2 separate regions of the Homo sapiens genome follow, and region 1 is linked to region 2. Evidence: read pairs that join two places in POLR2A ChIA-PET (ENCODE). Cell type or tissue: GM12878. All regions are shown on one strand. Links, peaks and the distances in the headings refer to the core of each region. The heading gives the core; the rest is flanking DNA. Region 1 has its middle 6.0 kb from the start of LETR1. Region 2 overlaps LINC00924 (long intergenic non-protein coding RNA 924).

Region 1 (4,404 bases), core at 310-4,309, 110 kb before region 2:
TTAAAGTGATAGCTGTTCCCATGTAAGTATTATTTCCAGAGGAAAATGAATGCTAGGCTTCAAGTAGGTTGTAGTAAGAATACTTTGGAAAACAGTCTTTTCATGAATATAGAGCTACCTATTTTCTTCCTATTCTCTCTTTAATCAACTGCACCCAAATTAAAGGAGGTGTTTCACCTTTGATCAATGAGATTGGTCTAGTGACCTTAATTTGAAGACACTTTTTGGCCAATGAAATAAAAATGTAGATGAAACATTTTTTTAAATTCTAAGAATTCTAGGATCTCATACTTACTAGATAAGCAGACTTGACAGACACCTTGATGACGTCGCTCATCTCTGAATGCTCACAAGCTGAGCATCTGATGAGTTCCCAAAATCTACTTATTGAATTAAATGCATTAATGGATGCAAGTGAATGTTTATCGTTGTACACCATTTTGTTGAAATATAACACAATGCTGGGTTGTACAATATTAAGTGATTTTAATTAAAGTAATTCTTGTGTTATGGTTTCTTATATCCAAAACCACAAAATGTTTATTTTTATAAACTTCATTCATAAACTTATGACCCCATTGTGCTAGTAAAACAAAGTTTGGAGAACCTGGCTCCTACATTCTCTCCCGTTGTCATGGCTAAATAATTGCTGAAATGCACATAAAAGGGGAACATCACACTCTGGGGACTGTTGTGGGGTGGGGGGAGGGGGGAGGGATAGCGTTGGGAGATATACCTAATGCTAGATGACGAGTTAGTGGGTGCAGCGCACCAGCGTGGCACATGTATACATATGTAACTAACCTGCACAATGTGCACATGTACCCTAAAACTTAAAGTATAATAATAAAAGAAAAAATAAATAAATAAAATAATTTTTAAAATAGGAAAAAAAAAGAATAAAACTGTGTATGGTGTTAGATGTCTATTTTCTACAATTGAGAAGGGAAGTTATATATTATTTAGTAGAGAACATGTGTTTTGTTTGTGATAGAATAAGAGCATTGCTTATTACAAATCGTGAACAGTTTGAACTTTGATGACTGCAGATTAAACTGGATTTTCTATCTCGGTCTCCTAAATAAAGTACCTTTACATATGTTGCGGATTATATGTGGCATAATTATATCAATTATAGTTTCTAACATTTAGCTCCAAAATATAGCAAAACATATTCTTTCACTCACCCATTTCCCTTTTCCTTTTTTTTTTTTTTTTGACAGAGTCTTGCTCTGTCATCCAGGCCAGAGTGCAATGGTGCAATCTTGGCTCACTGCCACCTCCGCCTCCTGGGTTCAAGCGATTCTCCCACGTCAGCCTCCTGACTAGCTGGGATTACAGGCGCACACCACCATGCCCAGCTAATTTTTTGTATTTTTAATAGAGATGGGGTTTCCCAATGTTGGCCAGGCTGGTCTCGAACTCCTAATTTCAAGTGATCTGCCTGCCTCAGCTTTCCAAAGTGCTGGGAAGCCACCGTCCCCAGCCCCATTTTCTTTTTCCCAAAGGCAACTACTTCCAACATTTCTATTGTATTCTTTCAGAATTCACTTCCCTATCGATATGGAACCTGCTGGTCTTCCTCCCATTCTTCTTCTTAGCATTATTTTAGTTTTAGAAATCATCTCTTGACTTTCTACTAAAGATGAAGACTTGTCTCTCTATACTATTCACAGCCCCATTTATACCCACGTTCTTATTTTCTGAAGACAGTTATATTGCAATTTTTGTTAAATTAGTATTCAGTGTGTATTATCACTAATAAATCTTCCTGAGGGCTGTGCTAGGGAGTAAACAGTTATTTATTGACTTATTTTGCTAAATTTCAGTTGTGGTGTTAACAGTTGATTTGTTTTTAGTCCCTTCCCCCTACCTTTTACTATCTTTAGGTAGTTGCCCCTAAGCCATCGTTACACTCTCGGTCAATCTCTCAATTCCCTCCCAAGATATTTTCATACATCAGTTACTTCATGAAGATTTTCTAGGAAAAATCCTTCCAGAGCTTTCCGTCTACCTTCTTCTAGACTAGGTGTCCTTGGTGTCTGGGCACAGCTGTCATCCTGGGCTCTCTCTTCACATCTCTCCTGCCATGAGCTCCTGCAGCTGCCTTCTATGCTGGGGCTCCTATTTTCTCCAGCCTTCATGTCTCTTTCTTGCTTTAGCCTCTCCTATGTGGAGCCTGTCCTCCAGCGGCTGCTATGAAAAGGTGGGGAGATGGTGCGGTCTAAAAATGTTTTGTTTTACACACACAGTTTACTTGGTACCCTGGCTTGGACTAGAATTTCTTTTTCTTCTGCGTTTTACAAGCATTTCTCCATTTCTACGTGTTGCCGCTGAGAAGTATGAATTTATTCTAATTCTGATCCTTTTCATGTGATTTCCTCCTATCTGAAAGTTTAGGATAAACTTTTTCACTAAGGTGGACACTGGTGTCAGTGTTTGTCCATTGTGCTAGGCACTTAGGAGGCCCCTTGAATATGGTATCCTACCTTGTGTTTTCTGAACTTCTACAGAGTTTTGTGCTTCTCATATAAGTCTTACAAATTTCTATGATTTCTTATTTTTTAATTTTTGTTCCCATTTTTGTAGTACTTGTACAGTTTCAGGTTGCCCTGTCTTCCACTTACCTCCCTGAAGATGTTAAGGGTTGTTATTTGACATTTCGTTTGCACATTCTTTTTTAAGTAGTTTTTTTTTTTTTAATTTTTGTTTGTCTTAGTCTCCAGTTTTCATGTAAAAAACTTTCCTGACATATCAGGCGGTCCTTGGTCATCTGCTCATATCTACAATAGGAGGATTTGAAATGTGATTGGGAGCTCTGGTTATATGGGTGGAGCATATATGTTACAGTTGGACCATTTCTAGCCAAGCCATTTTACTGACGAAGCCCAGTTTATTCTTTTCTATTGATTTCCCAGAGAAGGTTCTGAAGGTAAAGGCACAGACCACAGTGCTTTGCTTTCCAGTGGAAGAACACATTTGTGTGTTTCAGTATCTACCCTACTGATGGTCATGTAATACTGTCTTCAGTTTGCTACAGCTCAGATGAAATAGATGCCATCTGTTTTATCCTCTTCAGAGAATAATTTTTCAGTGTTCTATTGTGGTGGGTGAAGGGCATTTGCCCTGCAACATCAAAGAACAAAGGAGATATGGAGCTCTAAAACAACTTTCAATGAACCTCACTTTATTTTTTTTTTTTTTTTGAGACAGAGTCTCGCTCTGTCACCAGGCTGGAGTACCGTGGCACGATCTCGGTTCACTGCGACTTCTGCCTCCCGGGTTCAAGCGATTCTCCTGCCTCAGTCTCCCGAGTAGCTGGGACTACAGGCGCACACCCCCACGCCCAGCTAATTTTTGTATTTTTAGTAGAGCTGGGGTTTCACCATGTTGGCCAGAATGGTCTCAATCTCTTGACCTCATGATCCATCCACCTCGGCCTCCCAAAGTGCTGGGATTACAGGCCTGAACAAACACACCCGGCCCAACCTCACTTCTTTTTTTATTTTATTTTATTTTTATTATTATACTTTAAGTTTTAGGATACATGTGCACAACATGCAGGTTTGTTACATATGTATACATGTGCCATGTTAGTGTGCGGCACCCATTAACTCGTCATTTAGCATTAGGTATATCTCCTAATGCTATCCCTCCCCCCTCCCCCCACCCCACAACAGTGCCCGGTGTGTGATGTTCCCCTTCCTGTGTCCATGTGTTCTCATTGTTCAATTCCCACCTATGAGTGAGAACATGCAGTGTTTGTTTTTTTGTCCTTGTGATAGTTTGCTGAGAATGATGGTTTTCAGCTTCATCCATGTCCCTACAAAGGACATGAACTCATCATTTTTTATGGCTGCATAGCATTCCATGGTGTATATGTGCCACATTTTCTTAATCCATTCTATCATTGTTGGACATTTGGGTTGGTTCCAAGTCTTTGCTATTGTGAATAGTGCCCCAATAAACATACGTGTGCATGTGTCTTTATAGCAGCATGATTTATAATCCTTTGGGTATATACCTAGTAATGGGATGGCTGGGTCGAATGGTATTTCTAGTTCTAGATCCCTGAGGAATCACCGCACTGTCTTCCACAATGGTTGAACGAGTTTACAGTCCCACCAACAGTGTAAAAGTGTTCCTATTTCTCCACATCCTCTCCAGCACCTGTTGTTTCTTGACTTTTTAATGATCGCCGTTCTAACTGGTGTGAGATGATATCTCATTGTGATTTTGATTTGCATTTCTCTGATGGCCAGTGATGATGAGCATTTTTTCATGTGTTTTTTTGCTGCATAAATGTATTCTTTTGAGAAGTGTCTGTTCATATCCTTCGCAACCTCACTGCTTTATTGCAACTCTTCCCTTTAGCCTGCCCTTACAGAGGTACCTGGAACCATA
Region 2 (4,404 bases), core at 254-4,253:
CTTTTTTGGTACCTCAGGGAATAAAATGATAACTTGACAATTTTATCATATACAGTCATGGGCTGCATAACATCATTTCAGTCAACAATGGATTGCATAAACAACAGTGGTCATATAAGATTATAAGATTAGATTTTTACTGTACCTTTTCTGTGTTTAGATATGTTTAGATACACAAATACTTACCATTGTGTTACAATTGCATACGGTGCTGTACATGTTTATAGCCTAGGAGAAAAGGCCATACCATACAGCCTAGGTGTGTAGTCAGCTATGCCATCTACATTTGTGTAAGGACGTTCTATGATGTTCACACATCGACAAAATAGCCAACGATATGCTTCTCAGAATATATCCCTGACGTTAAGTGATGTATGATGATTTAATTGAAGGAAAGATAAACATGAGATAGATACTTCAGGGTAATTAGCAGAAGTTTGCTGTGGTCAGCAAATTCACCAGGCCATTTTCAAAACTCCAAGATATTTGGTGGAGTATAAACATGATCACCATCATAACCAAACAAGAAGCTGTCCACTTAGGTGTCTCTAAGCAATGAATTCACTGGTGTCAATTTGTTGACACTCATTTATCACATATTTCCTATTGAACACAAACCCTGAGGTCATAACCAGGAGCTACTTACATCTCCACTTCCTACCAAACCCAAGGAGGGGTCTAATTGCCTTGGCCTGTGGTCTCTGGCACCCACACCAACCTTGATTCTGAACATGAAGGCATATTTGGTTTTCCTAGTCTTTGACTTATATCAATTCAGTATTCCAAAAGAAGATCCTGCTCTTACCTACGGCACGCTAGATCTGTAGTCCTTTAGAACATTTCCTTCTCATTATTTTACCTGTATTCTTGACCCCTTCTGTCCCTAAACCATAGCCTCAAGAATGGACCATAACTAAATATGGTAAATTGCTATGGTTTTCACGGCAGAGCAGTGGATCAGTAAGAAATGTTCCTAATATCTCAAATAACCTGAAATTAATTCACTCATACAGTCATCAAATCCTGCTTCAGTTGGTCTCAATGAATAAAATACTAGTGTTTGGATACCACCTTATTTACTTCTCCCTCATCCTAGAAAACTATCGCCTGATAATGCCCATAGGTACATAGAAGATACCATACACTTATAACCAGCAGGTTTTTAAAACTTAAACAGGAATAGGGAGCCTAGAGTCCTATACTTGGGCTTTAGAGTTGGACAGATTGAGCTCTAAATCCTAGTTCTACCAATTTTCTTTTCTTTTCTTATTTTATTATTATTATTATTTTTGAGATGGAGTTTCTCTCTTGTTGCCCAGGCTGCAGTGTAATGGCGTGATCTCGGCTTACTGCAACCTCCGCCTCCCAGGTTCAAGTGATTCTCCTGTCTCAGCCTCCTGAGTAGCTGGGATTACAGGCACCCACCACTATGCCTGGCTAATTTTTGGTATTTTTTTAGTAGAGATGGGGTTTTGCCATGTTGGCCAGGCTGGTCTTGAACTCCTGACCTCAGGTGATCTACCTGCCTCGGCTTCCCAAAGTGCTGGAATTACAGGCGTGAGCCACCGCACCCGGCCTAGTTCTTCCAATTTTCAATGTGTGGACTTGGGCAAGTCACTTAAACTCTCTGCACTTTGTTTATAAAATGGGAGCAATAATGTCTTCCTGATTGGGTCGTTTCAAGGATTAATGAAATGGAATAAAGAATACATGCCTAGATTCCACAGCAACATCGTTTTTGGTCTGAATTCAGGGTCCCTCACTTACCAGGTGTGATCTGCGGGCAAGTAACAAATATTTAACTTCTCTCTCCTCCAATTTATCATCTATTAAATGAGAATGCTAATAGTAACCATGTCATTGAATTACTTTGAGTGTTAATTCAGTTAGTATTGACAAAGTGTTTACAAAGTGCCTGGCCATGGTAAATGTTCAATAAATGTAAGCCGTTGTAAATGATATTATTGTAATATAGTATCGCTTATATTACTACCCATAATAACCAAGATCATGAGGTGAATATTAACAGTCTTCTTGGCAGATTTGACTTGAAATCAACTACAGTCCACTGATTGAAGGGTGTTAAACCCAAAGGCTGAGGGACAAAGTGTCTAATGTGACCCCCTAAATGGGGACACTTTGGGAACCTTTAAAATGAATAAATCGTATTATAAATAAATAAATAAATATATATATATATATATATATATATATATATAAAGTTGAAGGTACTACAGGTAATACCAGGATTAAAGGATAAAACAGTCTCTTGTTTCTCTAGTGGTATAATGAAAGTAAAATATGTACAAAAATATCTCCAATGCAAAGCAGGAAGTAGTAAATGTCAAAGACATCCACAGATGTGGTACAATTAAAGTGCTAAGGCGGTAGAGGGTTTCCTGTATAAGGAACCAGAAAGGGTTCTGCAGAGGAAGTGGCATTTCTTGACAACTTCTAGCTTCTGTTAAAGGCCCTTCTGCTGACCACTAACCCTCTCCTCATTACCACAGGGTAAGAGTTACCCCATGCCAAGAATGCTCACTTTCCTTCCCCTGCTTGGTGAGCAAGTGCTCATCTTGTAAGACCTCATCAAGGGTTACTTCCCTGATCCCCTTTCTCCAATAAATTCGGCCCTCCTTTATTTGGGAACACATGACTTTGTACCAACGTCTCTCTCTCTTGATCTTGTAATTCATGTTAGCTTTTCTGTAGTTTTCACTGGACTGTGATTTCTGTAAGGGCGTGGACAATGCTTTGAATTCTCAGTGCCAAGAGATTTAAAATTTTTTGGAGTGAATGAACTCTGCTTTTTACAATGAAGAAATCTAAAGAAAAGAAAAAAAATTATTGCTCTCAGTGAGCAGAAGCGTGGAAGAAAGGGAGGGGGAAAGAGCTAGTTGTTTGCGATTGGCTGATGCTGTGTAATCTGATTTAATTGTCAGGATCCAAAGATTTTTAGTTGGCATTCCTATCTCCTTTTACCCTGTGGATGCTGAGATTGAGAGAAATTAAAGGCCTTGTCTAAAGCCACAGAGCTGTGAAACTGAGTAACTGGGATTTAAGCCCAGGTGGTTTCCTTCACTGCGTGATGCTCCCAAATGGAGAAATCCATCATTATGATGTTACTAGGCTGTAAAAAAGAAAACAGCCACTTGGACACAGTCTAAAGAGTCTTTTCTACCTCCCCTCAGGACCACCATGGAGTCTGATCTTTTTAATAAAATAAAATAAAATAAAATTTGCCTACCTGGAGAACGGGTAATCGATTCCTGAGGGAAGAAAACCAGTGTTTCTCTCTTTCTTATTCTGTCCCCTCTTCCTCAATCTCTCCTTCAACCTCTCTGCCTCCACTCCTCTCTCTGATATGGAAGAGTTTAACTTCCTAAAGTCATGACGATAATTGAGTCAAACCTCTGCTAGGATGTTGGTTTATCCCCTCAGGAGTCTGACCTGAGCTTCAGTTCGTAGGATAACATACAATTTAAATTTTGATTTAAATTTCCTATATAATGGGAAATAAGCCAAGCTGAAATTTTGTTTAAAAAATTGTTTTTTCAGGAAAAATCAGAGATAAATGATTTATAAGATAAAATAGACATTATTTATAATTAAGAAAAACTAGAAATAACGTCAACATTCAATAATAGAAGTTTAATAAACTATGGTAACTTATAGGATGCAATATTCTATATTTATTTAAAATGTTTCCAAAGAATATAGAAGAAATGGAGTATGGTTGTGATATATTACTAATTCAGACATCAAAATACAAAGAAAGCAAAATTTTAATTTTATAAAGCTAATATATACATAAATGTGTATATATTTGGAGAAAAATTATGAAAAGATTGGAAGATGATACACTAGAACATTAACAATGGCTAGTTCTGGTTGATTTTAGCTGGTGATTCTATAGTTTTCTAATTTTCTACAATTAACATGGAATACTTTTGCAATCAGAAAATAATTTCAGGTTTGACAAATGCTTGTTAAGCAGGTGGAATCTCATCTTGAAATTCTTCCTAGAAAAAAAATTTTTTTTTGCTGCTTCATCCCAACCATTGTTTCCAGGAAGGAAGCTCTGTTATCCTGAAGCTTATGTTTATTCACACTGCCTCACTCTTGCTCATGTCAGTCTGCATTCTAAAAAACATTCTGATACAGTTCAGTGCACCGAAAAGAATGTAAGCTTCAGAATCAGGCAAATCTGAGCTTGAGTCCATCTTTCCATATTTCTTAGCTGTGCAATCTTTGGAAAACTGTATATTCTTTGAGTTTCAGCTTCCTCATCTAATGAGAACAGAATGGGACAGCATTGGCAGAAGCCACAGAGGCCCTCAGATACAATGTAATAGTAGTCATCAACACAGGTCATTAGGTTCTCTTGCCTCTCCTTCTGTGTAC

Evidence for each region. ChIA-PET counts read pairs that join two places held together with the same protein. Peaks named below come from ENCODE experiments on the same cell type or tissue, not always from the same donor. Only the 100,000 strongest peaks of a DNase experiment are listed, where the experiment ranks them.
Region 1: POLR2A ChIA-PET joins it to region 2 with 5 read pairs; 5 of 35 experiments call an interaction of 5 or more read pairs at or near these places.

The regions. Positions count from the first base shown.
Region 1 is chr15:95,330,901-95,335,304 of GRCh38, forward strand. No RefSeq gene overlaps it. Among named protein-coding and RNA genes, the nearest start is that of LETR1, 6.0 kb to the left of the region's middle. In GM12878, for the core only: no CTCF peak of the experiment used is centred there; no DNase peak of the experiment used is centred there.
Region 2 is chr15:95,444,615-95,449,018 of GRCh38, forward strand. All of the region lies in intron 1 of LINC00924 (long intergenic non-protein coding RNA 924), which reads left to right. Among named protein-coding and RNA genes, the nearest start is that of LINC00924, 14 kb to the left of the region's middle. In GM12878, for the core only: no CTCF peak of the experiment used is centred there; a DNase peak (open chromatin) is centred at 2,457.